Linked DNA regions of Homo sapiens: region 1 is linked to region 2. Evidence: read pairs that join two places in POLR2A ChIA-PET (ENCODE). Cell type or tissue: PC-3. All regions are shown on one strand. Region 1 has its middle 1.6 kb from the start of IFITM5. Region 2 holds the start of CEND1 (cell cycle exit and neuronal differentiation 1).

Evidence for each region. ChIA-PET counts read pairs that join two places held together with the same protein. Peaks named below come from ENCODE experiments on the same cell type or tissue, not always from the same donor. Only the 100,000 strongest peaks of a DNase experiment are listed, where the experiment ranks them.
Region 1: POLR2A ChIA-PET joins it to region 2 with 11 read pairs; 2 of 35 experiments call an interaction of 5 or more read pairs at or near these places.

Annotation. Positions count from the first base shown.
Region 1 is chr11:299,883-302,382 of GRCh38, reverse strand. No RefSeq gene overlaps it. Among named protein-coding and RNA genes, the nearest start is that of IFITM5, 1.6 kb to the right of the region's middle. In PC-3, no CTCF peak of the experiment used is centred here; no DNase peak of the experiment used is centred here.
Region 2 is chr11:790,003-792,502 of GRCh38, reverse strand. CEND1 (cell cycle exit and neuronal differentiation 1) reads left to right here and starts at 2,413. Exons shown (of 2, transcript NM_016564.4): 1 at 2,413-2,473. SLC25A22 (solute carrier family 25 member 22) reads left to right here. Exons shown (of 10, transcript NM_001191061.2): 8 at 45-199; 9 at 286-361; 10 at 435-2,028. The coding sequence ends at 588. RefSeq lists a silencer at 2,273-2,500. In PC-3, no CTCF peak of the experiment used is centred here; no DNase peak of the experiment used is centred here.

The DNA.
Region 1 (2,500 bases), 490 kb after region 2:
TTTGTCACCCAGGCTGGAGTGCAATGGCACGATCTGATCTTGGCTCACTGCAACCTCCGCCTCCCGGGTTCAAGCGATTCTCCTGCCTCAGCCTCCTGAGTAGCTGGAATTTCAGGCACCCACCACCACGCCTGGCTAATTTTTGTATTTTTAGTAGAGATGGGGTTTCACCATGTTGGTCAGGGTGGTCACGAACTCCTGACCTCATGATTCACCCGCCTCGGCCTCCCAAAGTGCTGAGACTACAGGCGTGAGCCACCTCGCCTGGCCCTTTTTTTTTTTTTTTTTTTTTTTTTTGAGATGGAGTTTTGCTCTTGTTGCCCAGGCTGGAGTGCAATGGCGCGATCTCGGTTCACCGCAACCTCCGCCTCCTGGGTTCAAGTGATTCTCATGCCTCAGCCTCCTGAGTAGCTGGGATTACAGGCATGCGCCACCACGCCTGGCTAATTTTGTATTTTTAGTACAGACGGGGCTTCTCCATGTTGGTCACGCTGGTCTCGAACTCCTGACCTTGTGATCTGCCCGCCTTGGCCTCCCAAAGTGCTGGGATTACAGGCATGAGCCACCGCACCCGGCCACAATCTTGATCTTAACCTGAACACTCCTTTTCTACCAATCCCAAGTCTTTAGACAAGCTCAACCAATTGTCAACAAGAAAATGTTTAAACTCACCTATAGCCTGGAACACCGCTGCCCCTCCCCCCACCCCCCCCACCCCCAGCTTTGTGTTGTCCCGCCTTTCTGGACCAAACCAATGTATTTCTTAAATGTATTTGATTGATACCTCATGTCTCCCTAAAATGTATAAAACCAAGCTGTGCCCTGAGCCCCTTGGGTATATGTTCTCAGGACCTCCTGAGGGCCGCACCACAGGCCATGGTCACTCATATTTGGCTCAGAATAAATCTCTTCAAATATTTCGCAGAGTTGGACTCTTTTCGTTGACACTTGTATTGATCTATGTCTTTGCCTGCAACTTCTGTCTCCCTACAATGTATAAAACCAAGCTGTAGCCCAGCCACCTTTGGCACGTTTGCTGGAACTCTGGAGGCTGTATCATGAGCCGTGGTCAGTCATATTCGGCGTAGGACAAACCTCTTTAAATACTTTACAGAGTTAGCTTTTTTCATCCTGACCAACATGGTGAAACCCCGTCTCGACTGCAAATACAAAAACTAGCCGGGCGTGGTGGCGGGAGCCCGTAGTGCCAGCGGCTCGGGAGGCTGAGGCAGGAGAATCGCTTGAACCCGGGAGGCGGAGGTTGCCGTGAGCCAAAATCACGCCACTGCACTCCAGCCTGGGCGACAGAGTGAGACTCTGTCTCACAAAAAAAAAAAAAAAAACAAAAACAAAAGAAAAAAAGTCACCCCTCTGCTCACTGAGGTGAATGCATATATCTGGTTGCCTCCTTTGGAGAAGCAAGTCAGAAACTCAAAAGAATGCAACCTTTGTCTCTTATCTACCTGCGACCGGGAAGCGCCTCCCCACTTCGAGTCTTCCCTGCCTTGCTTTGCATTGTCCTGCCTTTCCAGACTGAACCAATGTTCATCTTACATATGTTGACTGATGTCTCCTGTGTCCCTAGAATGTATAAAACCAAACTGTGCTCCGACCACCTTGGGTACAGATCCTCAGGAGCTCCAGAGGCTGTCACAGGCACATCCTCAATCTTGGCAAAATAATCTAAATTAACCGAGACCTGTCTCAGATATTTGGGGTTCACAGGCTCAAGCACAGCAGCAAGGAACCCCCCACCCAACCATCCCCTGCAGGTGGCGAGTGTGCGTCCTGGAGGAGGGAGGGCAGCTTGGTCCTGGGCACTCAGGAGTGTGGCCGACTGGGAGACGGGGAAGCTGAGCCTTCTGGCCCGGTGCAGTTGCCACCACTGCTCCGGGGAAGGCTTGGCAGAGGAGGTTGGGAGGGAGGATCCAGGGTCTATTGTTGGCACGTGGGTGGAGGTCCACAGAGCAGGAGTTGCGTGTGTGTGTCCAGAGCTGGGGACCAAGCCAATGTCTTTGGGGGGAAGTCTGGGCTGAAGACATAAATGTGAGTCGTCAGCACACACAGGCATCTACAGCCAGAGACAAGACTGGGGCGGACCTTGAGCCCTAAACAGGACCACTCACCACAGACATTCTGGGATCAGGGAGGGCAGCCGAGGAGGCTGAGGGGAGTGTCCACCACAGGAGCCCACAGGCTCCCTGCATCCCGACACCAGTGTTAACAGCTGTTGCTGGTCCCTGGGGGTTCCCCTGCCGGCTCCTAACAGGCTGCACCCCCTGGCTTTCCCCCCATGTGGTTCTCTCCTTCTCTCTCGCGCCCTCCTCCGACAGCCGCCCTCCCTGTCCCCCTTGCAGGGATGCCTGCGCTCCTAGGGCCTGGCGCTGGTGCTCTGAGAGTGTTAGGGGCAGAGTTGAGTTCTGGGAATGAAGGGGCTGCAGTTTCAGCAGCTCTGGTTCTGAGGAGGGGGCTCCTGTACATCCCTGAATTATGAGGCCCA
Region 2 (2,500 bases):
CACCCCACCACCTCCTGTCCCCACGGCCACCTCCCTCCCCACAGGGATGTCCCCTTCTCTGTGGTGTACTTCCCGCTCTTTGCCAACCTGAACCAGCTGGGCCGCCCGGCGTCCGAGGAGAAGTCGCCTTTCTACGTGTCCTTCCTGGCCGGCTGTGTGGCTGGGAGTGCCGCCGCTGTGGCCGTCAACCCCTGTGATGGTCAGTGCATGGGATGGCGCCCGGCTGGGGATGGGGCGGGACTGAGCCCTTGGCCAGGCTCACACTGACCCGAGCGCCCCTTGCAGTGGTGAAGACGCGGCTCCAGTCACTTCAGCGAGGCGTCAACGAGGACACCTACTCTGGGATCCTGGACTGTGCCAGGTGGGGAGGTCCCACGGCGGGTGGGGCCTGGGGGCCTGCGTACCGGGCTGACCCTTTCGTCCTTCCTCCACAGGAAGATCCTGCGGCACGAGGGCCCCTCGGCCTTCCTGAAGGGCGCCTACTGCCGCGCGCTGGTCATCGCGCCCCTTTTCGGCATCGCACAGGTGGTCTACTTCCTGGGCATCGCGGAGTCCCTGCTGGGGCTGCTGCAGGACCCCCAGGCCTGAGCCCAGCACCCGCTCCACCCCAGCCAGCTGGGCAGGGCCGGTGTGGGGCTGGAGCCAGGCAGCTAGCCCAGGACGGAGCAAGGGAAGACCCCTCCCCAGCCCTCCCGTCGGCAGGGGCAGCAGGGGGCAGGGTGCAGGGTCCACATAGGTGGTGCACACGCAAGCCCCCCGGGGTGCTGCCTGCACCGTTGGGATCAATGTCTCATTTATGTAGAAAATGCAGAAATCTTTACATTCCTCAAGCTAGCCCCTGCCCCAATCCTGCCCTGGCCTGAACACCCCCAGGGACAGAGCTGGTCTCTGGGCTGGGGGCCCCCGGGCCTGGGCCGGGCAGGCTGGACCATACCCCCAGTCCACCAGCTCCAGTCTCCACAGCCATCCTGGCCCACACAGGCACCCCACACAAACCTATTTATTGAATCTGCTGGACCCAAGCGGCTCTCCAGCCCTTCCGTCCTTCCCCAGCCGCTCTTGTCGCCTTGGCAGGACTTGACTCTGCCTCCCTGGCCAGCCTTGCAAGAGGACTGGGGTCTCCTGCCCTCTCTGTTGAGCCAGGAATCCCAAGTGAGGGGTTGCCCTGAGGTCTGACTCTTGGGGCAAGCCCGCCACCCACTGTGGGACTTTCTGGTGGGCTCCTCAGCTCCCACCCCAGGCTGGGGCCCAGATTGTGAGGTCTGTGTGCATGTGTGTGTGTATGTGTGTGTGCATGCGTGTGTGTGTTGTGGGGATCTGGCCTGGCCCTTGGGGATGGGGCTGCTGGGGACTGCCCCCCTTCCCGCCGTGGCCAGGCGCTCTGTGTGCTGTGTGTGCCCCAGGCTCTGTTGACCCCGTCCAGGAACTAACTTACCCAGCTTGGTCTCTCCTGAGTCCTCCACCCTGGCCTGGGATTGGCCAGGGAGCAGGGCGGGCATTGGGACCAGTGTGGAGCCTGAGGGTGCCTGCCCTGCTCTGGAGGGAGGGCCAGGAGCTGCCACACCCCCAAGTCCTCTCAGGGCCCACCCTCCTTTTTCAGCCTCTGCATAAGGCCCCTGGGTACACTGCAGAAGCCCCATCCTTCCCGCCTCCGGGCATAAGGCCCCTGACCACACTTCAGAAGCCCCATCCCCCCTGCCACCGGGCGATCCCTGCTGTGAGCCGAAGCTCTCCCTGCCCCGCCCTGGCCATGTGATCGTGTTGGTGACAGACCCTGATGTGCTGGTGCTGTGTCCCCAAAACCGGGGCCCTCCACAGAGGCCCCTTCCCAGCGACACTACCTGGGGCTCAGGCCTGGACCCCCCCAGTTCACGGTTGCTCCTGGGAGCTGCCCCTCCCGTCACATCAGAACCTTGGAAGCTGCTGCTGCTGCTTACAGAATTATATTTTTTTCTTTTGAAGAGTTTTAAGAAGTTGTAACTTTTTGTGTCTTGTCATGTCAGAGAATAAATAAATATTCTAAGTAGATGCTGCTGTCTGTCTGGGGGTCTGTTTGGGGGCGGGGGAGGGCAGTCCCCTCTTCCCATAACTGGCTCCCTTCAGACTGCAGGGCTAGGCCTGCGCACCCACCCACCGACCCCTCACCCACCGACCCGTCACCCACCGACCAAGGGGCACCCTGGCCTAGAGGGGATGCTGAGCGGGACCCGCCTCCTGCCTCTGGCAGTCCCAGATGGGACTTGGACCCCGCAGTTGCTCTCTCGGACCCTAAGTTTCTACCCCTGGATCTAAGGCGGAGCTGGGTTTGCGGATCCCACGGTTCCCGGCGGGGCGGGGCCCGGTCGCCCCTCCCCCTCCCCGCCCTCCTGCGCCGGGAGCAGTGCATTGTGGGAAACTCCCGAGCTCTCCTCCGCGTTCGCAGCCGCCGTCATCCCGCGGAGGAGCGCGCAGCCCCGGGGAGGCCGGAGGACGCGTAAGGCGGGGGGCTCCCGGCGGGCGG